Linked DNA regions of Homo sapiens: regions 1, 2, 3 and 5 are each linked to region 4. A link is a loop called in an ENCODE intact Hi-C map of the cell type or tissue named here. Cell type or tissue: B cell. All regions are shown on one strand. Region 1 has its middle 140 kb from the start of MIR223HG. Region 2 overlaps MSN (moesin). Region 3 has its middle 120 kb from the start of MIR223HG. Region 4 has its middle 29 kb from the start of MIR223HG. Region 5 has its middle 54 kb from the start of HEPH.

The links. A loop is a pair of places that touch in the nucleus more often than their neighbours do. Peaks named below come from ENCODE experiments on the same cell type or tissue, not always from the same donor. Only the 100,000 strongest peaks of a DNase experiment are listed, where the experiment ranks them.
Region 1: a loop joins it to region 4, with 5 times the contacts of the local background. A loop is called at or near these places in 13 of 110 quality-filtered maps.
Region 2: it touches region 4 in a loop (2.6-fold over the local background); 7 of 110 quality-filtered maps call a loop at or near these places.
Region 3: a loop joins it to region 4, with 2.3 times the contacts of the local background. A loop is called at or near these places in 3 of 110 quality-filtered maps.
Region 5: a loop joins it to region 4, with 12 times the contacts of the local background. A loop is called at or near these places in 4 of 110 quality-filtered maps.

Annotation. Positions count from the first base shown.
Region 1 is chrX:65,869,872-65,874,871 of GRCh38, forward strand. No RefSeq gene overlaps it. Among named protein-coding and RNA genes, the nearest start is that of MIR223HG, 140 kb to the right of the region's middle. In B cell, no CTCF peak of the experiment used is centred here; a DNase peak (open chromatin) is centred at 2,120.
Region 2 is chrX:65,721,362-65,726,361 of GRCh38, forward strand. All of the region lies in intron 2 of MSN (moesin), which reads left to right. Among named protein-coding and RNA genes, the nearest start is that of MSN, 56 kb to the left of the region's middle. RefSeq lists a silencer at 1,426-1,720. In B cell, no CTCF peak of the experiment used is centred here; a DNase peak (open chromatin) is centred at 2,510; H3K27ac peaks cover 4,240 bases.
Region 3 is chrX:65,891,968-65,896,967 of GRCh38, forward strand. No RefSeq gene overlaps it. Among named protein-coding and RNA genes, the nearest start is that of MIR223HG, 120 kb to the right of the region's middle. In B cell, no CTCF peak of the experiment used is centred here; a DNase peak (open chromatin) is centred at 2,424; H3K4me3 peaks cover 843 bases; H3K27ac peaks cover 211 bases.
Region 4 is chrX:65,983,890-65,988,889 of GRCh38, forward strand. No RefSeq gene overlaps it. Among named protein-coding and RNA genes, the nearest start is that of MIR223HG, 29 kb to the right of the region's middle. In B cell, a CTCF peak has its summit at 2,575 (motif pointing left); a DNase peak (open chromatin) is centred at 2,522; H3K27ac peaks cover 1,454 bases.
Region 5 is chrX:66,107,629-66,112,628 of GRCh38, forward strand. No RefSeq gene overlaps it. Among named protein-coding and RNA genes, the nearest start is that of HEPH, 54 kb to the right of the region's middle. In B cell, CTCF peaks have their summits at 2,687 (motif pointing right) and 2,886; a DNase peak (open chromatin) is centred at 2,663.

The DNA.
Region 1 (5,000 bases), 110 kb before region 4:
TTGCAAAATACATGAAACATAAATGTTCACTTTAAAGTTGAAAATATTTTATCCCAAGTTGCGGTCAATTAATAGGCTCAGAAAAAATATTATGGTTGCTGCATTTATTTATTATTTCAATCAGGAAATATTCATGGAGCACTCGCTATGCATTACGCACTGTGCTATGTCCTGAGCATACAAGTCAGACAGTCCCTGCTGTCAAGTAGATCTTCTCATTTGAAGGAAGCAGACAAGTAAGAAAAAAAATCAGTATAAATGAAAACCTAATATACAATAAAGGTTCCACCAAAAATTAATCGGGACAGAATGGATTATTTAGTAGATAATGTTGGAAAAACTGGCTCACTATATTAAGAAAAATAAAACTGAATCCCTGGCTAACACTACATACAAGGATGGATTCAAAATTGATTAAACATCTAAATATTAAAGATGAAACATGTAAAGTTAGTAAAAATTTGTAAAGTTAATTAAAAAAAATTAGGAAAATGTATTTGTGACCTAGGGACAAAAAAGGATTTCCTTGTTTTTTTTTTTATTTCCAACTTTTATTTTAAGTTCAGGGGTACATGTGCAGGATGTACAGGTTTGTTACATAGGTATATGTGTGCTACAGTAGTTTGCTGTACAGATCAGCCCACACCTAGGTATTAAACCCAGCATCCGTTAGCTATTCTTCCTGATGATCTCCCTCCTCCAACCCCCCACCCTCTGAAATGCCCCAGTGTATGTCATTCCCCACTTGTGTCCATGTGTTCTCATCATTCAGCTCCCACTTATAAGTGAGGACACGCAGTACTTGGTTTTCTGTTTCTGGCGTTAGTTTGCTAAGGATAATGGCTTCCAGCTCTATCCATGTCCCTGCAAAGGGCATGATCTCATTCCTTTTTATGGCTGCATAATATTCCACAGTGTGTTTGTACCACATCTTCTTTATCCAGGCTATCATTGATGAGCATTTATGTTAATTCCGTGTCTTTGCTGTTGTGAATAGTGCTGCAATGAACATACACATGCATGTATCTATTATAATTATTATTATAATTATTCTATTATAATAGAATAATTTATATTCCTTTTGGTATATACCCAGTAATGGGATTGATGGCTCAAGTGGTATTTCTAGTTCTAGGTCTTTGAGGAATCGCCACACTGTCTTCCACAATGGTTGAACTAATTTACATTCCCACCAACAGAGTATTTCTCCGCAGGCTTGCCAGCATCTAATTTTTTTTTGTCTTTTTAATAATCACCAGTCTGACTGGCATGAGATGGTATCTCATTGTGGTTTTGATTTGCATTTCTCTAATGATCAGTTATGTTGAGCTTTTTTTCATATGTTTGTTGGATGCATACATGTCTTCTTTTAAGAAGTATCTGTTCATGTTCTTTACTCACTTTTTAATGGGGTTACTTGTTATTTTCTTGTAAATTTGTATAAGTTCCTTGCAGACTCTGGATATTAGACCTCAGTCATATGGATAGATTGCAAAAATTTTCTCCCATTCTGTAAGTGGTCTGTTCACTGTGGTGATAGTTTCTTTGCTGTGCAGAAGCTCTTTAGTTTAATTAGATACCATTTGTGAATTTTTGCTTTTGGCGTTTTCTTTTTTTAAAAAATTTTATTATTATTATACTTTAAGTTTTAGGGTACATGTGCGCAATGTGCAGGTTTGTTACATATGTATACATGTGCCATTTTGGTGTTTCCCCATGCCTATGTCCTGAATGGTATGGCCTAGATTTTCTTCTAAGGTTTTTATAGTTTTGGGTTTTACATTTAAGTCTTTAATCCATCTTGAGTTAATTTTTTTATAAGGTGTAAGGAAGGGATCCAGTTTCAATTTTCTGCATATGGCTAGCCAGTTCTCCCAGTACATTTTATTAAATACGGAATCCTTTTCCTATTGCCTGTTATTGGTCTGTTCAGAGTTCCTATTTCTTCCTGCTTTAATCTAGGAGGGTTGTTTGTTGGCATCCAGCCAGGAGGTAGTGCTTTCAAGAGTGTATCAGCTGCAGAAGTATAGAGAGAAACTTGCCTTGGGGTCGCCTGGTTTAGTATTCAGGTTTCTCAGGTGGTGGGCAGGACCACAGAGCTCCCAAGAGATTATGTCCTTTGTCTTCGTCAACCAAGGCCGGTAGAGAAACACCACCAGGTGGAGCCAGGGATAGGACTACTCGAGCTCACACTGTCCTTGGGCAGGGCTCACTGCGATTGTGTGGTTCCCAGGACAATGGAGTTATAGTCCCAGGGGAATTATGCCTGCCTCTGCTGAGTCATACTGGTAACCAGGGAAGTAGGGGAAATCAGACAGTCACAGGCCTCACCTTGCTCCCAAGGAGCCTGCAGTTCTAAAGGCCAGTCTCACTCCCACTGTGCACACCCACCCCCAACAGCACCGAGTGACCACCAGCATCCTTGCTGAGAAAGCAAGTAGACTCAGTTTTTTGGTATCTCAGGGAGCCTACAGTGGCTCCAGTTCCTTCAGAGGGTCTGTGAATTCTCTCAGTTTTCCTGGTATGTTCCTGCGGTAGTTCTTGGAGCAAAAGTTCATGATGTGAGTCTTCACATGCTGCTCTGTCTGTCTGAGTGGGAGCTGCAAGCTAGTCCTGCCTCCTATCTGCCATCTGAGACCTGTGGGCTTTTCTCTTTTCCATGTTCCCCTACCTAAATCCCTGGCACAATACCTTTCTAATATTCTTCTGCAGTTTTCTGTTCTCTTAGGAACGCTTCTCTTCTTCCTCATGATTCTATGCCTTTTCTGCAGTCCTGTTTCTTTGAGACCCTTCCCTGTATCACTGGTGCTTCATCCATTTTCTGTAATCTTACCTCTTTCCTAGGTTTCTGGGGTTTCTTGGTCTCTTGGAGTTCCCTATCCCCTATGTCCCTGTGGCATCATCTGTTTTTCTAGTATCCTCTCTAGATCTCTGAGGCTTCACCCATTTTTTTCTGGGGTCTAATTTTTTTTCCTGTAGTTTCCCTGTTCAAATCCCCAGAGCTCCACTTTGTTTTCAGATTCTATGTCCCTGCTGGTGTCTCTTTCCACTTTCTTGGCCTCTTTCTCTTCCTGAATTTCTTCAGTCACCTTGGTTTCTCCTCTCTGGTGTTGTTTTTTGGTTTTTTTTTTTGTTTGTTTGTTTTTTCTGGACCTTGTCTGCCAACCCCCACTTTCCTACTAAGCCTGATGCTGAGGTAGCTAATTCAGCATGATTTGTGCTTAGGTGGTGCAGAATCCAACCCCGCAGGAAATGTGCCAGAATTCTATCATTTAAAGGTTGGAGAGTCAAGAGGAAAGAAGTAAAAGTGAGTGCACACTGTCTGCCAAAATCTGTGTTGTGCTTTTTCACATGCATTACCGACTGCAATCCTCACAGTAGCTCTGTGCATGGATTTTGGTATCCCCATTTGACATATGAATAAACTGTGGCTTAGTGGAGAAAAGCTTCTTGGAGCTGGATGGAGCAGAGGGAAATCCTTGCCCTCTCCGAGTGTTAGGTAGGGTAGGGAGTCATCACCTGCATTCTAGAGAGGGGGCTCAGGCGTCTCTGCCCAGGCTGCACCTCTCAGACTAGGGAGAATTCCAGCTCTACAGAGGCCCATGGCAGCCTACTCTCTCAGGATCTGACTCTGCAGGGCGCTCTCCCGGCGTGGCAGGAAAGAAAAAAGTGGTTTTCGCACCTTGGTGGTGGCTTCAACACCTCCAAGTTTGGGGTGTGAAAGTGGGATGTTGGCAGGGCTTCCAAGCTATGAGGGGTGGAGTTGGTCCTGAGGTGCTCCCTCCCTCAGCCCTATCTCCCACCACACCCTTGCATGCATCTTGGTGGCCATAGAGCGCAATGGCCACCTGTTCCTTTCCTACGGCCCCAACTACTTACCTTGCTCGGATCCTTGTTTCAGGTGTCCACGTGCCTTGGCTAACCAGATCTGGGACATGGCTGGCTAGTGCAGGGCTTGTCCTGTGCCGCCTTCACCCGAAGGATGGGGGAGGTGTGCACCACAGGGTTGCAATTCCAGCAGGTGAGAAATCTGCAGTGCCTGCAGCTGGAGCTTTGGTGGGGATGCCACAGCTGCAAAGCTCTCTTTGGCAACCTACTGCCCAGAGTCCCGGTGGCCCCGACTGGTGGGAGTGCCTGGAAGGCCAGGAAGTGAGTGTGGCCTAGGTATCAGGAGAGAGGGAGAGAGAGAAGAGGGCCTACAGCGTTGGAGCACGGCTGCACAGCCTGCTCCTGGACTGTACAACTTACTCCTGGACTGCACAACTTGCTCCTGGACTGCAACCTGGACTGTCACGAAACAGCTCAGTGACCAGAGATGATGTGGTCGGCCTGCTGGCTCTGTTAAAGGGTTTCAAACTTCCCAGTAGCCTGCCTTCTGGCCATCCAGCTAGGCTTCTCCTTGCCTGCTAAATAAGGGCATGAGTCACCTGGGACCCTGCTGCACCAGACTGGAATGTGTTGGTCCCAGTTGGGCTGGGGAGAGCCTCTGGCCCTGAGACCGCTCTGGGGAAGGGCTGTGGGAGAGCTGTAAAGGGGAGGGGAGAGAGTCTGGTGTAAATCCAACAGCACAGTGACAGGGACAGGGGCTGCAGAGAAGGCTCTAGAGAATAAAGCTGTATTGAATTGGGCTGAGAGGAGGCTGAGAGAGGGGAAGAGGTGAGACTGGGGCCATTGTAGAGAGAGGGGCAGGGGCTAGGGGAACCCAGGGGAGACAGACTGGGGTTGGAGGTCCAGAGGAGAGAAAAAGAGAGTCCATGGCAAGACTCTTGGTGAGTCAAGGCTCTAGGTGAGTGATATTAAAGAGAGCCATGATTGAAGGGAGGGGTCACTGAGAGATCAAGACATGGGCTGGCAAGTTTGGGGACAATTTCTGGCCAAACGTGTAGTGACGAATTACATTCCAAGATCACAGGGAAGGACATGAAGCACTGAGGTTTAGAGATCAGTACCTTCTCAATTACTCAGTAAACGTCACTGGATCCCTTCAATCCACACAGCCC
Region 2 (5,000 bases), 260 kb before region 4:
ATTTTGTGATTTAATCCTCAAATAAGTAAAATGCCTGGTGCATACCAAGCATTCTAATATTGGTGGTTCTTATTAAGGACTAAAGTAGGTGGCATTGCCCTGAGAGTTCAGATGAGGGAGCTATGAAATCAGGAAGTTCTTCTGGCTCAGTAAAGTACTTAGGACTTGAATACTCTGCAATAAGGACAGTAAACCTTTTTTTTTTTCATTTTATAAAATAACTAACATATATTATAGTAGGAGGATCTCCATCTTACAGATGAGGAACTGAGGCTTACAGAGGTGAAATTATCTGTTTAAGGTCATATAGCTAGGAAGTGGTATAGCTGGGGCTTAAACCAGGGCACATAGCATTTCCAGTTTTTCTAATGCTTTTGATCAACTGTCCTCTGGAACCTTCTTCCACTTTACCTGCTTCCAAAACTTAGAACCCTAGCTAGGTTGGGCATGGTGGCTCATGCCTGTAATCCTAGTGCTTTGGGAGTCCAAGGTGAGAGGATCACTTGAGGCTAGGAGCTTCAGACCAGCCTGGGCAACATAGCGAGACCCCATCTCTACAAAAACTTAAAAATTAGCTGGGCATGGTGGTGCATGCCTGTAGTCCTAGCTACTTGGGTGGCTGGGGCTGGAGAATCACTTGAGTCCAGGAGTTCAAGGTTACAGTGAGCTATGATTGCACCACTGCACTCCAGCTTGGTTAACAGCAAGACCCTATCTCTAAACAAACAAACAAAAAACGATAAAAGAAAGAAACTTAGAACCTCAGCTGAGTATGTTCTCTGTTATAGAGCAGGTGACCACTTGACCACAGGCAATGTGTAATAACAGAAACAGCAATAGTGGTAGCCCATCTTGGTGCTTTCCAGTGGTGCAATAATTTGCTTTCAGGTGGGTGGCTGATGCAGATGCTGCCAAATCTGTAATGGTATCTTGGGGGTCTCAGGTGTTTGGGCATTGATGCAGTTTTGCACATTGTTTCTCACACAGTTCTTCTCTTGTGGCTCCAGCATTACTCCCTCATTCTCCTCTAGGCGTGCACGCTCGTGTGTGTGTGTGTGTGTGTGTGTGTGTGTGTGTGTGTTTGGAGACAAGGTCTCGCTCCGTCACCCAGGCTGGAGTGCAGTGGTGTGATCTCACTGCAACCTTCGCACCCCACAGTCTCAAGTGATCCTCCCACTTCAGCCTTCCAAGTAGCTGGGACCACAGGTGCCCACACCAGCTATCTTTTTGTATTTTTAGTAGAGATGGGGTCTCACCATGTTGCCTGGGCTGGTCTCGAACTCCTGAGCTCAAAAGATCTGCCCCGCCCCAGCCTCCCAAAATGCTGGGATTACAGGATGAGCCACTGCGCCCGGCCATGCTCTGGGCTTTTGAAGTGGCTGATGACATCACTAGTTTGTTTACTCAGATAAATGCATGGGGGATTCAAGAAGAGAATTTCTGGGCTTTTGAAGTGGCTGATGACATCACTAGTTTGTTTACTCAGATAAATGCATGGGGGATTCAAGAAGAGAATCTCTGGGCTCCTAAGCTGACCTGATCTCCGCTCCCCTCTACAGACCTCAGATGTAGGTTGCCTCCACATGTCAAAAGGAGGTAAAGGGTTTTTTTTTCTTGCTTCCAGAAGCTCCTGATAATTAACGAGGATGTACTCCAAGGCAGATCTTTTCTTTTCACTGCACCTCAGTTTTCCATTTTATGTTGCTTGAACCCTGTAACTCTCCACAGTCATGGAGCTGAGTAGAATACACAACCTCCAGTTTCTTAAGCTAGTGTCTTAAAAACTGAAGTCCTACTTTCTTTAGGTGTATGGGGCAGGTTCCAGGAGGGATACAAAGCTGTGAGATGAATGTGGTTTAGTATTCTAGAGCATTAATTTTACTTGCAATAATTTTAAAAATTCATTATTTATGGAGTAGAATATAAAATTTGCACAAATAATTAAACCTGAGGCTTCAAAGAAATTATAGCTGGGTTACAGCCATCTACCTATTATCTCCCCCTACCCCATCCTACCACACCCCCTATGTCCCTTGGGTATATGCATTCATTATTTTCTGCTGCTTAAGGATTTTTTCCATGGGAGCTTTGAGAAATACTGGCTCAGATCCGATAAGCTGGCTGTCGGGTCAAAGGGAGCCAATAAAGAATTTTCTTTTTCCTCAGGGATAGGACCATTTCTCAGAGTGGAATGATAAGGACCCTAGTCACTGGAGCCACAGAGGTTATTCCTGGAACTGGAAGCTAGATGCTAAGCTCTCACTTGAAAATAAGGTTTCTCTTTCCTCTGGAATGGAGGTCTCAACTGGAAGCAAAGCTGGAAGCAAGAAAAACTTGGCTTGGAAAAGGGGTTTAGAGTTGCCTGATAAAATGGTTCACAGCACCCCCATGGGCCTTAGAGATTTCCTTGTAGCCTGGGGTCAGGAGTCATCCATTTTTGTTCTTTGTTCTTTTTCAGTTTCAATTCTGATTTCAGACCATATTTCCTTCCCGCCACGTCCTCAATTTCTCACTTTGAGACTTCAGTGCAGGCTGAGAGATATTACTCATCTCTTTAAGCCCTAGAGCCTAAGGAAGTGGAACATTTATGTTTCTGATTTCTTTATGTTCACAAAGGAAGAGACAGTGCTCAGAGAGATCACCCTCCCTCCCCCCAGCACTGAGCCTGAATTCTCTCTTTTTTTTTTTTTGACATCACTTTAGGTATTACTTTGCCCAACTTCTCCTGAGTTACTCTGGATCTCAGAACTACTTTAGTCACCATGATCCTTCTCTCTCTCTCTCTCTTTTTTTTTTTTTTGAGACAGAGTTTCACTCTTGTTGCCCAGGCTGGAGTGCAATGGCGCGATCTCGGCTCACTGCAACCTCTGCTTCCTGGGTTCAAGCGATTCTCCTGCCTCAGTCTCCCAAGTAGCTGGGATTACAGGCATGTGCCACCACACCCAGCTAATTTTCTATTTTTAGTAGAGACGGGGTTTCACCATGTTGGTCAGGCTGGTCTTGAACTCCTGACCTCAGGTGATCCACCTGTCTTGGCCTCCCAAAGTGCTGGCATTATAGGCATGAGCCACCACACCTGGCTAATCCTCCTTCTCTTATCACACCCCTACTCCCACCCAATAGTGAAACAGACAACGTGGTGCAAAAAGAGGCTAACGGTCTCACTCCTGGGATTTCTGGGACTGGCTGCATAGTCTGTGCCTACCTCACTTCCTTTCAGTCTTGGAGTCTCTTAGCCTCTACAATTAGTCTGTTAGTACAGGCAAAGACCAGTTGCTGCTTGTCTGAGTCCATTTTATGTTTGTTTTGTTTTGTTTTTGTTTGTTTGTTTGTTTGTTTGTTTTTGACAGTGTCTTGTTCTGTCACCCATACTGGAGTGCAGTGGTGCAATCTCAGCTCACTGCATCCTCCACCTCCCAGGTTCAAGCTATTCTTCTGCCTCAGCCTCCCGAGTAGCTGGGACTATAGGCACGCACCACCATGCCCGGCTAATTTTTTTGTATTTTTAGTAGAGACCAGGTTTCACCATGTTAGTCAGGATGGTCTCGATCTCCTGACCTCATGATCTGCCCATCTCAGCCTCCCAAAGTGCTGGGATTATAAGCGTGAGCCAACACGCCCAGCCCATTTTATGTTCTTATAATAAAATACCTGGAGCTAGTTACTTTATACAGAAAAGAGGCTTATTTGTCTCCTAATTGTAGTGGCTGTAAAGTCCAAGAGCATGGCACCAGCACCTGCTCAGCCTCTGGTGAGGGCCTTTGTGCTGTTTCATAATGTGACAAAAGGTCAAGTAATTCACAGGGACAGGGGTCCCCATGACTGAAACACCTCTCATTACATACTACCTCTTAATGATTCTACCTCCCAGCACTGCCACACCGGCAATGAAGCATCAACATGAGTTTTGGTGGGGACAAACCACATCCAAACCATAGCACTGCTCTACTACTTCTGTTCCAAGTCTGTTCTCCCCCCATGACCTAATATCCTGGCCCTCATGGTCCATCTTCTTCTCTTCAGCATCTTCAGTGGGTCTTCTCTCTCTCTCTCTTTTTTTTTCTCTCTCTCTCAGCTGGATTGTTTCTTGGATCTTGCCTTTTCCCACCAATTGCATCTGGACACACTATTCTTCTGCAACCCTGTGGAAAATGATTAGAACTGTTAATTGGGCCTTGGGCCCTGTTTAGATCTAGGATGATATACAAGGTGCTTTAAAAAAATCTTTTCTGTTCACGCCCACCCACTACCTTCATCCTCTGCAAAAAGCCAATATTACATTTCAACATAAGCATTCACATTTCTCCATCTGAAACTTTCTGGCAGTTCCAGCTGCCTATTGACTTAGAGTCAGGGAATCAACTGGCCATTGAATTCTGGAAGCCTTTTGAACTTTCCTCATTACCTCCCACCCCCACTGATCTTTTCTAAACATGTTTCTAATTATCCACATCAGCAAGAGGTAGCTGGGAAATGGGATTGTTTTTATTAACCATTTGCAAAATAACCTTGTAATGTAATTAGTACAATGATAGAACTTAAGAGAAAAAAGAGATCATTGAAGCCATACTCCCCAATTTGGATAGATAAGGAAGGCGAGGCCCAGAGAGGAAATATGCTACCTTGATATCATACAGCTAGTTGGAGACAGACATGAACATTTTGCTCAGGTTTCCTGATACTTGATCCAAGCTATGAAGGGGAAGGGTGACCTGGTGAGCAATGAAGGTCGATGACTTGGGGGACATGGCTTCTCCCCAAAGTGGTTGTCGCTTGGGTCTAGTGGGAATGCCAGGAAGCATATCTCGATGCAGAAGTGATCAAAGTTTATTACCTGGATGGGAAATTTGGGCCAAAGGAGAGACAAGGCAATTAATCACTTGAGAAGCTCAGGAGTCGTAAGCTCATATGAGTACTTGGCATTAGGACATAGCATGCTAGAGAAGAAAAGGTACAAGCTCTATAGTCAGACACATCATGGTTCTATATGGCTCTGTAAT
Region 3 (5,000 bases), 92 kb before region 4:
TGAGTAAGTTTCTTAATCCTGAGTTCTAATTTGGTTGCACTGTGGTCTGAGAGACAGTTTGTTGTGATTTCTGTTCTTTTACATTTGCTGAGGAGTGTTTTACTTCCTATTATGTGGTCAATTTTAGAATAAGTGTGATGTGGTGCTGAGAAGAATGCATACTCTGTTGATTTGGGGTTGAGAGCTCTGTAGATGTCTATTAGGTCCATTTGGTGCAGAGCTGAGTTCCAGCCCTGGATATCCTTGTTAATTTTCTGTTTTGTTGATCTGTCTAATATTGACATTGGGGTGTTAAAGTCTCCCACTATTATTGTGTGGGAGTCTAGGTCTCTTTGTACATCTTTAAGAACTTGCTTTTGAATCTGGGTGCTCCTGTATTAGGTGCATATATATTTATTATAGCTAGCTTTTCTTGTTGAATTGGTCCCTTTACCATTATGTAATGGCCTTCTTTGTCTCTTTTGATCTTTGTTGGTTTGAAGTTTGTTTTATCAGAGACGAGGACTGCAACCCCTGCTTTTTTTTTGCTTTCCATTTGCTTGGTAGATCTTCCTCCATCCCTTCATTTTGAGCCTATGTGTGTCTTTGCACATGAGATGTGTCTCCTGAATACAGCACACTGATGGGTCTTGACTCTTTATCCAATTTGCCAGTCTGTGTCTTTTAATTGGGGCATTTAGCCTGTTGACATTTAAGGTTAATATTGTTATGTGTGAATTTGATCCTGTCATTATGATGTTAGCTGGTTATTTCGCCCATTTATTGATGCATTTTCTCCATAGCATCTACTGTCTTTACAATTTGGCATGTTTTTACAGTGGCTGATACCGGTTGTTCTTTTCATGTTTAGTGCTTCCTTCAGGAGCTCTTGTAAGGCAGTCCTGGTGGTGACAAAATCTCTCACATTTGCTTGTCTATAAAGGATTTTATTTCTCCTTCACTTATGAAGCTTAGTTTGGCTGGATACGAAATTCTGGGTTGAAAATTTTTTTCTTTAAGAATGTTGATTATTGGCCCCCACTCTCTTCTGGCTTGTAGGGTTTCTGCCGAGAGATCTGCTTTTAGTCTAATGGGCTTCCCTTTGTGGGTAACCTGACCTTTCTCTCTGGCTGCCCTTAACTTTTTTTCCTTCATTTCAACCTTGGTGAATCTGACAATTTTGTCTTGGGGTTGCTTTTCTCGAGGAGTATCTTTGTGGTGTTCTCTGTATTTCCTGAATATGAATGTTGGCCTGCCTTGCTAGGTTGGGGAAGTTCTCCTGAGAATATCCTGAAGGCTGTTTTCCAACTTGGTTCCATTCTCCCCGTCACTTTCAGGTACATCAATCAAACGTAGATTTGGTCTTTTCACACAGTCCCTCATTTCTTGGAGGCTTGTTCATTTCATTTTACTCTTTTCTCTCTAAACTTATCTTCTCACTTTATTTCATTAATTTGGTCTTCAATCACTGATATCCTTTCTTCCACTTGATTGAATAAGCTATTGAAGCTTGTGTATGCTTCACGAAGTTGTCATACTGTAATTTTCAGCTCCGTCAGGTCATTTAAGCTCTTCTCTACAGTGGTTATTCTACTTAGCCATTCGTCTAACCTTTTTTCAAGGTTTTTAGCTTTCTTGTGATGGGTTAGAACATGCTCCTTTAGCTCAGAGAAGTTTGTTATTCCTGACCTTCTGAAACCTACTTCTGTCAACTAGTCAAACTCATTCTCCATCCAGTTTTCTTCCCTTTCTGGCAAGGAGTTGTGTTCCTTTGGAGGAGAAGAGGCCATCTCGTCTTTGGAATTTTCAGCCTTACTGCTCTGGTTTCTCCCTATCTTTTTGGTTTTATCTCCCTTCAGTTTTTGATGTTGGTGACCTATGGATGAGGTTTTGGTGTGGATGTCTTTTTTGTTGATGCTGATGCTATTCCTTTCTGTTTGTTAGTTTTCCTTCTAACAGACAGGCCCCTCAGCTGCAGGTCTGTTGGAGTTTGCTGGAGGTCCTCTCCAGGCACTGTTTGCCTGGGTATCACCAGTGGAGTCTGCAGAGCAGCAAATATTGCTGCCTGATTATTCCTCTGGAAGCTTCGTCCCAGGGGGGCATCCACCTGTATGAGGTGTCTGTCGGCCCCTACTGGGAGGTGTCTCCCAGTCAGGCTACACAGGGGTCAGAGACTCACTTGAGGAGGCAGTCTGTCCATTGTTGGAGCTCAAACGCCATGCTGGGAGAACCACTTCTCTCTTCCGAGCTGTCAGGCAGGGACATCTAAGTCTGCAGAAGCTGTCTGCTGCCTTTTGTACAGATATGCCCTGCCCCCAGAGGTGGAATCTAGAGAGGCAGTAGGCCTTGCTGAGCTGTGGTGGGCTCCACCCAGTTTGAGCTTCCCTGCCACTTTGTTTACACCGTGAGCATAGAACTGCCTACTCAAGCGTGAGTAATAGTGGATGCCCCTCCCCTGCCAAGCTCCAGTGTCACAGGTCAATCTCAGACTGCTGCGCTAGCACCAAGCAAGGCTCCGTGGGTGTGGGACCTGCCGAGCCAGGCATGGGGAGGGAATCTCCAAATCTGCTGGTTGCGAAGACCCCTGGGAAAAGTGCAGTATTTGTGCAGGAGTGTACCATTCCTCCAGGTACAGTCATTCATGGCTTCCCTTGGCTAGGAAAGGGAAATCCCCTGACCCCTTGCACTTCCCGGGTGAGGCGATTCCCTGCCCTGCTTCGGCTCACCCTCCATGGGCTGCACCCACTGTCCAACCAGTTCCAATGAGATGAACCAGTTACCTCAGCTGGAAATGCAGAAATCACCCGTCTTCTCTGTTGATCTTGCTGGGAGCTGTAGACTGGAGCTGTTACTATTTGGTCATCTTGGAAGCAACCTAGTTATTTATCATGAAACACATTTATTCTTCTATTCTCAAGAGTCCTCAATAGTGGTGATAGAGTTAGAACTTGAACTCAGGCTTCCTAACTCCAGAATCAGTGTTCTTTACATTTAATTATGCTTCTTGTGTAATTTATTTCTGCTTTTTAATCATGCATGATTACATTGGCAAATAATAATAGCACACAATTATTAATGTTCATGGAGGAATAGCCATGTTCAAAGATCTTGATATTGCATTATCTCATTTAATCTTAACAACATTTCAAAGATATAGGTGTTATTTTCCAGGTGAGGAAGCTGAGGCTCAGAGATATCATGTAATTTGTGCAAAATTTCACAGATAACAAATTGTGAGAACAGGATTCAAATCTCGATGTCTGACTGACTTCAGTGCCTGTGCTCATAAATACTACTTTATTCTGTTGTTTTAAAGGATACTTTTGACCTACCTTGAGTGGAGCATGTGATTTGGCTTGTGTCCCAAGGAAAAGTGACAGTCTCCATAAACAGCAGTACTTTATGACTGACAGAAAGCATCTATGAAATAGATGAATGAAAAGAAGAAAGGCTGTCTGTGTTTGGACAATTTAAATCTTTTTGTTGGAATCAACCTGCTTCCAAGAAAGATGTAACTCATGCCCTAGCCTCACTACCAGATGACCTGGAGGACTTTTTCCAAGTCTGAGACTTACTCTTTTAGAGGAATATTAACAAACTACTATTGGCTCAGAGGACAAAAAGTCAAATTACAAAAGAGCAGGCCACCATAGCCCATGAAGAATGGCAGAAATGGGGCTGTTTGGTGAGAGGAAGTAACTTCAATGTCCAAATTGACATTCTCAGCCAGGCTAGGTGGCTCACACCTGTAATCCCAGCACTTTGGGAGGCCAAGGTGGGTGGATCACCTGAGGTCAGGAGTTCAAGACCAGACTGGCCAACATGGTGAAACCCTGTCTCTACTAAAAATACAAAAATTAGCCCGGTGTGGTGGTGGGTGCCTGTAATCCTAGCTACTTGGGAGGCTGAGGCAGGAGAATCACTTGAACCTGGGAGGTGGTTGCAGTGAGCCGAGATCATTCTACCACACTCCAGCCTGGGTGACAGTGAGACTTCATCTCAAAAAACAAACAAACAAACAAACAAACAACAACAAAAAATTGATATTCTCATTCTTGACTCTTCCCTCTCTCTAATGCCCATGTTCAGTCACCAATCATGTAGTTGTATCTCTTGAATATCTCTCAACTATCTAATAAATATTTGAAGATGATAAAATAAAATAATTCACAAAAAGAAACCTGAATAGTTCATTAGTAAATAAAAATTTATTCAGTTTATTGGTTAACAGAGAAGTATGTGTTAAAACAATGAAAAGCCACTTTACATGGATACGATTGACAAAAAGTAAGAGAAAAACACTAAGTATTGGTGAGCATACCAGGAAATAGGCACTACTCAGGCACTACTGGTGGGAGGGTAATCTGAAGAACAATCTGACAATACTTTGTGAAATTATGTGTGTGTTATTCCTTCCTTCTACTTTCTTTGGGCTTATTATACTTTTCCTTTTATAACTTTTTAAGTTGGATGTTTATACCTTCAATTTTGAGCCTTTTGTCTTTTCTAATGTAAACACTTATAGCCAAAAATTTCTTAACAGATACTGCTTTAGTCTTGTTATGTACTATTTTATTTTTTCAGCTCTAAATATTCTCAGATTTCCCATTGATATCTTCTTTGATTCATGAGTTGTTTAAAAGTATATTTTTTCTATACCTAAATGTCTCTTTAATTATCTTTTTGCTATTAATTTCTAAATTAATTGCATTCTGTTGAGCTGCAGGATACCAATTATTTGCAATTTTTTGAGGTTAACTTTATGGTATAATTTTCACAAATGCTCGTTCATGCCTTAAAATATGTATTCTTCAATGGCTGGGTGCAAAATTCTATAATATGTGTATTATTTCAAATGTGTTCATCATTTTGTTCAAGTTGCCTATATCTTTACTGACTTTTTGTTTGCTTCATCAACACTGAGAAAAAGGTGTGTTATATTTCGTATTTTAGTAGTGTAATTTGTCAATATCTCCTTGCTCTTCCATTTTTAATATATTTTTTGACCTACACAGTTAGAT
Region 4 (5,000 bases):
ATCTAATTAAACTAAAGAGCTTCTGCACATCAAAATAAACTATCATCACAGTGAGAAGGCAACCTACAGAATGGGAGAAAATTTTTGCAATCTGCCCATCTGACAAAGGTCTAATATCCAGAATTTACAAGGAACTTAAATAAATTTAGAAGAAAATAAACAACCCCATTAAAAGTGGGCAAAGGACATGAACAGACACTTCTCAAAAGAAGACATTTATGCGGCCAAAAAACATATGAAAAAAATCTCAACATCATTGATCATTAGAGAATTGCAAATCGAAACCACAATGAGATACCATCTCACACCAGTCAGAATCACGATTATTAAAAAGTCAAGAAACAACATATGCTGGCAAGGCTGTGGAGAAATAGGAATGTTTTTACACCATTGGTGGGAATGTAAATTAGTTAAACCATTGTGGAAGACAGTGTGGTGATTCCTCAAGGATCTGAAACCAGAAATACCATTTGGCCCAACAATCCCATTACTGGGTATATACCCAAAGGAACAGAAATCATTCTGTTTTAATGATACATGCTCACATATGTTTATTGCAGCACTATTCACAATAGCAAATACATGAAATCAACCCAAATGCCCATCAATGGTAGCCTGGATAAAGAAAATGAGGTACATATATACCATGGAATACTATGCAGCCCAAACAAAACAAAACAAAACAAAACAAAACAAAACATGAGATAATGTCCTTTGCAGTAACATGGATCAACCTGGAAGCCATCATCCTCAGCAAACTAACACAGGAACAGAAAACCAAACACAGAATGTTCTCACTCATATGTGGGAGCTGAACAGTGAAAACACATGGACACAGGGAGGGAAACAACACACACGGGGTCCTGTCAGGAGGGTGGGGAGAGACGGCATCAGGATAAATAGCTAATGCATGCTGAGCTTAATACTTAGGTGATGAGTTGATAGGTACAGCAAACCACCATGGCACACGTTTACCTATGTAACAAACCTGCACGTTCTGCACATGTTTCCTGAAATTTAAAATATAATAATTTTTTTAAAAAGAAGAAAAAGAAACTGGTTGACTGAAAAAAACCCACTTCATTTCTCATAGTTTCCCTTTCTCATTTGTAGAACAAAGACTAGATAATCCTTAAAGTCTCTTCCAATCTGGAAACTCCGCAAATGCATAAACTTTCAATAACAAAGGCCCTGTTCCAGATGACATGGGGGCATAATTTGGTAAGACAAAATTCTTGCTCCCAAGCAACTTCACATTTAGTAGGGAAAATAGACATGTATTGTAATTGCCCCTCTTATCTCCTCTGGAATCCTTGGCCCAATTCACAAATCCTTGGCCCACTCTCCAATTAAAAACTCCCTTATAATGCCGCATTTTCTACTGGATAGAGTCAATACTTATTGACATGCTAAGTATTTGATAGAGCAGTTATCTGAAGATACACTCTCTGTCTTCTTATCTATCTCTTTTTTTTTTGGCATTCCAGTATGGCTCCAATCTAGCTTCCTCAATCCTTTGATGTGCCTTTGTTATCACGTAACATGCGCAAAACTAATGTGGTGTTATATATCTGTCATTCTCTAGTTTGACACTTAGATCCTGGAGAGCCAGAATTAAGCCTTAATCTTTTATGAGTCCTTCACATGGGAACTGATATAAAATATACAACCAATATATGTTAAGCAAAAGAATAAATAAGTAAATAAATTAAACAAATCTAACATAAGGTAGAATGTGATCAATGCCATAAGTGAAAGGCATAGATAAAGCACAGACGAGTCTCAAGCATCTGATAATTTGTGACTAGTAGAATTAGGAAAGCTTCTATGGGAATAATGTTGTGTGACAATGTCATTAAAGATAATTAAGGTTTCATCTCATGGAAGATTCCAATGGACGGAGCCAAGTCAAGTCAATAGAACTATGCAGAGGATATGTTCAGAGACTAGGGAACAGTCCAGCCTGGCTGCTCCACGGAGGTTGATGAAAGGGCAAAGAGGGACACTGGTAAAGTTTGTTGGTACCAGATTATAATAAACCTTTAGAACCAGGCTGAAAGTTTTGAATTTTCTTTAGGAGGCAATGAAGAGCACCAGGTGGCTTCTGAGCAGGTAAACACTGTAATCCAATGTGTGCTTGATGGAAAGGAGTAAAAACATGGTGCCCGGGAGGGTCTTAGAGTTTGTGTAGTGATGCAAGACAGCCTGACAGGCAAGAAGACAGACTCTAGACCCTGCTGTGAGGAGGAAGAAGTGTGGCATTCCAGCATGTTTATGAGAACTCAAACACATTGTAACTTAGTGATAGACGCTAACAATCTCAAGCAGCCTTATTCTAACAAATAATGACTCACTCTTACCATTTGTGAATACTAGGCAGCTGTGGCTCTTATATATGTCAGTCATCTGGGGTGCGACATACCAAACCTAACAGGGGATTCACAGTTCTGACTGAGCTCCATCAGGACTGGCTCCTGTGTGACCTGGCCCATCCAGTTGTGGGTTGTTCCCTTTGTTACTAGGGAAAATTTCCCTGCGTTAACATTGCCCTCTAGTGGTTTTTGTTTCCTACAACCGGAGGTACACTTACCCCAACCTTAAACTTTTCCCTTTCTCAGAGATTGCAGTTTTCTTTTCTGTCTCTTTGTTTTCTCTTTCATCTCTACCTTCTCTTATTTCTCCCTCCCTTATTCCATGCAGTGGAGTGAGTGAAGCAGACAGGCCTAGAGAGAATTAGCCCAGTGTTACAGATAAGGAAACTGAGGCTTAGAAATGTGAAGTTAATTTGCTCTACACATTCAGCTACAAAGCATCTTAACTACAAAGTGACTGGATTAGAATTCAAACCATATATCTGAACTTGGAATTCTGGTTTTTATCCAATTCACTTTCCTCCCTTCTTCCTTTCTGTTCTCCCTCATTCCATCTCTCCCTTTTCATTCACCCTCCCTTCCATAAATGCCAGTTGACAATTCTGTGGTAGGAATAGTGTTAAGACATAGAAATAAATAGATACTGTCTTTGAGGGAACTCCCAGTCTCTTATGACAGAGAGACAAAAATAATTATAACCCAATGTGATTATATTGTTGATAGAGTCATGTTGGATGTGCTGGATCATCAAGGATATAGGGTAATTTACCTGTTATAGAAGAGGGAGAAGGGAAGATTATTTCAGGACAAGGAACCAGTCAGCACTAAGGTATAGGTATGGGGAAATAATAAGACATTTTCAGATAAAGAGTAAGGGGATGAAGGAGTTGGGGGAGTGGGGCCTGGAGCCAGATTGTGGCAGCCTTTGTGTGCCAGGCAGAGTATTCTGGACTTTAGCCTCATTCTCTCTTTTTACACAATTTCTGAAGCTTATAAGTAAATACATTTTCTAGGCTATTACCATACCCCCACATACTAAGTTGTTTAGTTTATTTGTCAAGCAGGCCAAAAAATAACAAAATAAACTATTTTTAAGCCTGTCCAGGGGTATAATATGAGTCCAAGACCAAATGGGAATGAAACCCTGGTCTCCTGCCTTCTAGGCCTTCGGATGATAAAAATGAGGAGGGGGAGAAAGGTGGAGAAATTAACTGAAAAATAATGGGATAGATTCCAGACATCTGGACCAGCCTCAAACAAATCAACATGCAGACTATGTCCTGTTTGCTCTGCCTTCCTCTTTACTTACAGGCCTAGAGATTGGGTAGGAAGCAAATGTTTGTTTATCAAAGTATATTTATCCACTGACCTCCAGAATATTTTCAGGGATGGTTGCTGTTCCATGAAAAACATGCAGGTCACAATACATTGGCCTCAAATCACACAGGTATTCTCATAATACTTCCAAATAGTGCTCCTTCTTTCCCCACATCTTATTTGGGTGCATGTATTAATAATTATCAGCCTCCTAACTTTACTTCCTCACATGTATAAGGCTTCCCTTGAACAAAGACTTCTCACGAGCGTTGGGTTCTTCGGCAACCCTAGGAGAGAAGTAAGGAGGTGAAATCAGGTCCTCATTTTTCAGAAGAAGAAACAAAGGTTCAGAGATGAACTTGCCCCCAACTAGGGGAAGGAGGCAGAGTAGGATTCCAAGTTCAGTGCTTTTGCTACCAGTTCCTGTTAGGAAGTGTACTTAAAGAAGCACTAAAGCCACAAGCTTAGTGAAGGCTCATTAACAACACTTTCATTAGCATACTTCATGGTTAATTTCCATTTCCTGCACAATTTCTCCAGACTCAGGGTCCTGAGAGCTAGAGGAGTCACACTGAGCCATTGTTCTGGTCAGTGTGACATGTTTCCATTCTGAGCCAAATTTTCAATAAAGGTCCTCTTTTTTTTTTTTTTTTTTTTTTTTTTTTTCCAGACAGAGTCTCATTCCCTCACCTAGGTTGAAGTGCAGTGGTGCGATCTGGGCTCATTGCAACCTCTGCCTCCTGGGTTTAAGCAATTCTCCTGCCTCTGGCTCCCAAGTAGCTGGGACTACAGGCATGCACCACCATGCCTGGCTAATTTTTGTATTTTCAGTAGAGACAAGGTTTCGCCATATTAGCCAGGCTGGACTCAAACTCTTGACCTCAAGTGATCTTCCCGCCTCAGCCTCCCAAAGTGCTGGGATTATAGGCATAAGCCACTGCACCCAGTCAAAGGTCATTCTTACTCTACAAAATAGGGTTATTCGGGAATAAAGAGAACCCTCGGAAATGCATGGCAAGTTGAACAACATTTATGCTTATGGATTCAGGAACTGGAAATATACCAAATAATTAATGTAGTTTTTCTTACCAGATAAAACAGTCCTTGCAGCTTCTTCTGCCATTAGCTGCTTTTCTTTGATAACTGACTTTCTCTTTGTCTGATGACAGGGGATGAACCTCAATTTTATATATATATATATATATATATACACACACACATATTTATTTATATATATAATTTTCCTTTAAATCTTCACAAAACACTATGAGTTAGGTGTGTAGCATTATTATCCTTTTTAACAGATGAGGA
Region 5 (5,000 bases), 120 kb after region 4:
AGGCTGCAGAATAGGAAATATTGTTGCCTGATCCTTCCTCTGGAAGCTTCGTCTCAGAGAGGCACCCAGTTGTATGAGGTGTGAGTCAGCCCCTACTGGCAGGTGTCTCCCAGTTAGGCTACACGGGGGTCGGTGACCCACTTGAGGAGGCAGTCCGTCCGTTCTCAGAGCTCAAACTCTATGCTGGGAGAACCACTGCTCTCTTCATAACTGTCAGACAAGGACGTTTAAGTCTGCAGAGGTTTCTGCTGCATTTTTTTCAGCTATGCCCTGCCCCCAGAGGTGGAGTCTACAGAGGCAGGCAGGCCTCGTTGAGCTGAGGTGAGCTCCACCCAGTTCGAGCTTCCTGGTGGCTTTGTTTACCTACTCAAGCCTCAGCAATGGCAGATGCCCCTCCCCCAACCCCGGCTGCTGCCTGCAGTTCAATCTTGGATTGCTGCACTAGCAGTGAGCAGGCTCTGGGTGTGGGACCCCCCACCCCGGGCCAGGCATGGGATATAATCTCCTGGTGTGCCATTTGCTAAGACCATTGGAAAAGCACAGTATTAGGGTGGGAGTGTCCAGATTTTCCAGGTACCATCTGTCACAGCTTCCCTTGGCTAGGAAAGGGAAATCCCTGACCCCTTGCACTTCCTGGATGAGGTGACACCCCACCCTGCTTCACCTCACCCTCAGTGGGCTTCACCCACTGTGCAACCAGTCCCAGTGAGAAGAACCAGGTACCTCAGTTGGAAATGCAGAAATCACCCACCTTCTGTGTCGATCATACTGGGAGCTGCAGACTGGAGCTGTTCCTATTCAGCCATCTTGGAACCCAAAGCGTGACTTAACTGATTTGAATTTCATCTCCTTTTAATGCTCTGCTCACTCTTTGGAAATGATGTAAATAAAGGTAGTATGAGAAAGAAGAAACAAAGAGACTTGAAGAGATGACAATCTAGATCACCTGCCTCTGAATAAACAAGAATTGGAGGCATTGCATATGCATATGTATGTATTTTAATGTAAGAAGAAAGTCACAACAATGACTACATAACTAATCCAGAGAAAGCTAAGTGGGTATCAGTAAGATACTTCTTAAAATGCAAGGAACTGCTACTTTCCAGGTGCAGTCTGGTTTATCTTAAGAGTGAGTCAGGAAAGGATGGTAACCAAGCATAATGAGGTACTTTGAAATGTTTGTTGAAACTAGATGTGGCTTACCTATCCTGTTCCTTTAAGCTCATGTAGGAATCTGGATTAATGAACACACACAGAGTTTCATAGTTCACAGAAACTAAGTAAGGAAAGAAGCAAAGTATACCAGTAGCTGTTAGCCAGAGTATGTATACATGAAAATACTATTTCAGAAATATTGTTTCTTCATGTGTTAAGAAGTCTAACTTTCCCTTTGTGCCTTCTCTCAGGAAGGCATTGGTTTCCAAAGACATGCAGGGAGATTCTGTCTTATTCCGGTTTATGAGCAGTGTTTTTTAAATGCCCTGATGAGGATATGAATCACATTCTTTATACCATCATAATCTAGCAACAAAACTTGGCATAGAATTCTTCTTCTTGGGCTTAAAATACCACTCATAACTGTTTTTGCTGAAAATTAAAAGGGAACTTTTTATCTCATATTTGAAACATAAGTCACAAGAATGACTAACATTTATGCTTTAAATTATTAATCCTAGTTTTCAGAATTTTATTATTATAAAGATCACTGTACTTTAAGTGATAAGATATTAAACTTACTCTGTGTCGAGCATGAGGAATCTCAATGTACTTTGCTAGGAAGAAAGCTACAGCTGAATTCTAACCAAAAGCAACCTCAACTTTATAAGTACTTCCTTTGAAATATTAGACACTAGGCCTTCATGTGTCAATTCATGTGAGTAGTGACTACTTTCTTTCTGGGGCGTAATCAGCTTCTATTTCCTGGATAACCTAGGGCAATAAATAAAATGTTCTTGCTATGGAAAAAGCTACAAATGAGACTACATTGTTCAATCTTCAAATTCCTCCAGAGACTCAAACTGGATATGGGAAGAAAACGTATTTTTTTCTTTGATCTTTTATTAGGTTCTATATCACTCTATCTCTTTTTCTTATTTTTCTTTAGTAGTTTTCCCCCTTTTATCTTTAAACATAAACCCCTCTATCTTCTCTACATTTATTTGAGCTACCTCGTATGCAATACTTTAAACACATGCGTGAGAATTCCTCTCTGAATTTTGAATTCTTGAATCCTATCCAACTTATATTTTGTCCCAAGGAGATATTACAGTCTACTCACTCTCTTTGGTACCCCGCCCTTCCAAAGGACGGTCAGGATCCTCCTGAATAGATCATACACTTTTGGTCTGAAGTTTGTATGCATACTCTATCTGATTATACTTCCCTGAAATATACCGTGGGGCATTTTCTAGAGGGCATCTGTCCTACATGATAAAGCATGTTATGCGTAGTCCAGGCACCCTGCTGATATTCACTAAGAATAATAATTTCATGGGAATTTTCTAGTCTAGGAAAATCATAATTTGCTTTTTAATAAAAACTCTCCCTCAGGTTTTCTTGACACATGTGTCAAAGGTAAAAATACTTTAGGTAAACAGAGCCCGACATCCCGCACCCCCAGCTTTGGGGTGAAAGGGGTTAAACAAGGGCAGCTGCAAATCTATGCCTAACCAATAGGGGGAGTTGCCAGAATATATTTTATAAGGGGACATATTTCTTTCAGGAATTACTTTCTGAAGCATTACTTCTCCCCCATGTGGTGAAAGGTTTAACTTTCATTTCTAATTCCCGCATCCTCTATTAGAGGAGATAATATAAAAGTTATGACTTAGGATTCTTTTTTTTTATTGAAGATCCACTTTTTAAAAATAAAGATATATTATTTCTCAATTTAGAATACATTTAAAACCAAACAAGCTAACATATATCCCCATGGCCATTCCACTCTAAAACTTTTAATTTTCTTATTTATCCATTTAACAAACATTTACTGAACACAACTCCATCTCAGGTAGTTGGCTAGGCTCTGTGGAGGATGAACAGGCCAATGAGATGCAATTTCTGTCTTCAAGAAGCTAATAATTTAGCAGGAAATACAAATACCTTCATGACTACTGTTAACACAACATGATTGAATACTGGAGTAAGGACCATAAAAAGTGTTTGGGAGAATACAGGAGGAAATAGTGAATTATGCCTGCGGTGGTTGGGGATATATCATATATCTCCACAAGAAACCTCACAAAATAGAAAAATTCAGACTTGTTTTTCTAGAAAACTTGTCACAGGAATAAAAATTCTCCCACAGAATTCCATAGGAAGAAAATGTGCATCAGGATATTTGATGAATCTCATATATATTGCTTTATTAAAAAAAAACCCTGCTAACCTGTTGAACACAGAAAATGAAAAAAAATGAAAAAGGCTAACTCATTTGAGAGTGAATGATCATCAGCCGATGTAGTTTTCCTTAACATCTGTACATTCCCAGAGAATAAAGCCATGAGAAATAAATGCTGCTATTGAAGAAAGGTGATTCTAAAGCAGAGGTTTCTGAAACTTGTCTATAACATTCAACAAATGATTTGTCTGTAACTTATCTATAAAACAGACAATTCAATGATTAGCAAATGTGTGATAAATATTATAAAAACAACACTGTAGCCTATCTACACTCCTTCATAGTTCCTGCTTTAGAGATGAGTAACGTCCCCTTGCCAATATCCCTCTTCTAAGAATATGCAACTTTTTAAAAGGGAGACATACATATCCAAATAACCACAATAAAGTCAGGCTATAATAAAGTGTGGAGTGGGGGAAATGGGGTGTCATTGCTAATCAGCAGGGGATTTCCTTTGGTGTGATGGAAATATTCTAGAATTAGATTGTAATTATGGTTGCACCACTGTGTGTATACTAAATATGATAGAATTGACCACTTTAAATGGGTGAATTGTATAGTATGTGAATTAAATCTCAGTAAAAAAATCAGGCTGTGATAAGCACTGTGTTTGTCTTATAAATGAAGCACGGTGGGCATTTGTGAAAAGAGATTAATTCTGACTGGGGTATATGAGACTTCTAGAGGGAGGTAAAATTTGAGCTGGGACTTGAAAGATGAAAACTCTGGTAAGCAAATACTAGGAATGAAGTTGGGAAGAAAGGGCAGTCCAGGAAAGGAAATGGCTTGATGAAAGGCATTGATATAGGAAAGTTAATGGCAGTGTTATACAAATTGTGGTCCGTGGAATGATGCTTGTCTGCAAACCATTTGTTATTGGTTGTTGATCACATAAGTATAAAAACTGAGAGTAGTTCCTTAGAAACTTATATAGTAACGTGACATTGTTGTTACATCCAAACATCATCATTTTTTCTAATAATCCATTCTTATATTTCATAAAGTATTGATTTGTGATAGATCAGAACTTAAAAAAAATGTCCTTCACCATAGTCAGTTTGAGAAACAATGGTATAAGGCATGAAAAGAGAATAACTACCCTGTGTGGTGAAAAGATGTGTGTGTGTCTGTAACACACACACACACACACACACACACACACGCAACATGAATGAGAACAGAGGTGAGGTAAGAAGGAATAAAAAACAGAGGATAAGGCTGAACTGTCGAAGAATGTAAATGTCAGATACAGATGCTGGACTTATTTCATGTACTGTGGTGGGAATCAGCTGAGAGTTTTGAATAAGAATGACACAGTCTGGTCAGGTGCAGTGGCTCACACCTGTAATCACAACACCTTGGAGGCCAAGGCAGGAGGATAGCTTGAGCCCAGGAGTTTAAGGCCAGCCTGGGCAACATAGTGAGACCCCCATCCCTACAAAAAATTAAAAGTAAAAAAACAAACCTATGGTCCCAGCTACTCGGGAGGCTGAGGCAGGAGGATCACTTGAGTACTAGAGGTGGATGCTGCAGTCAGCTGTGATTGTGCTATTGCATTCCAGCTTGGGCTACAGAACAAGACTCTGTCTCAAAAATAAAA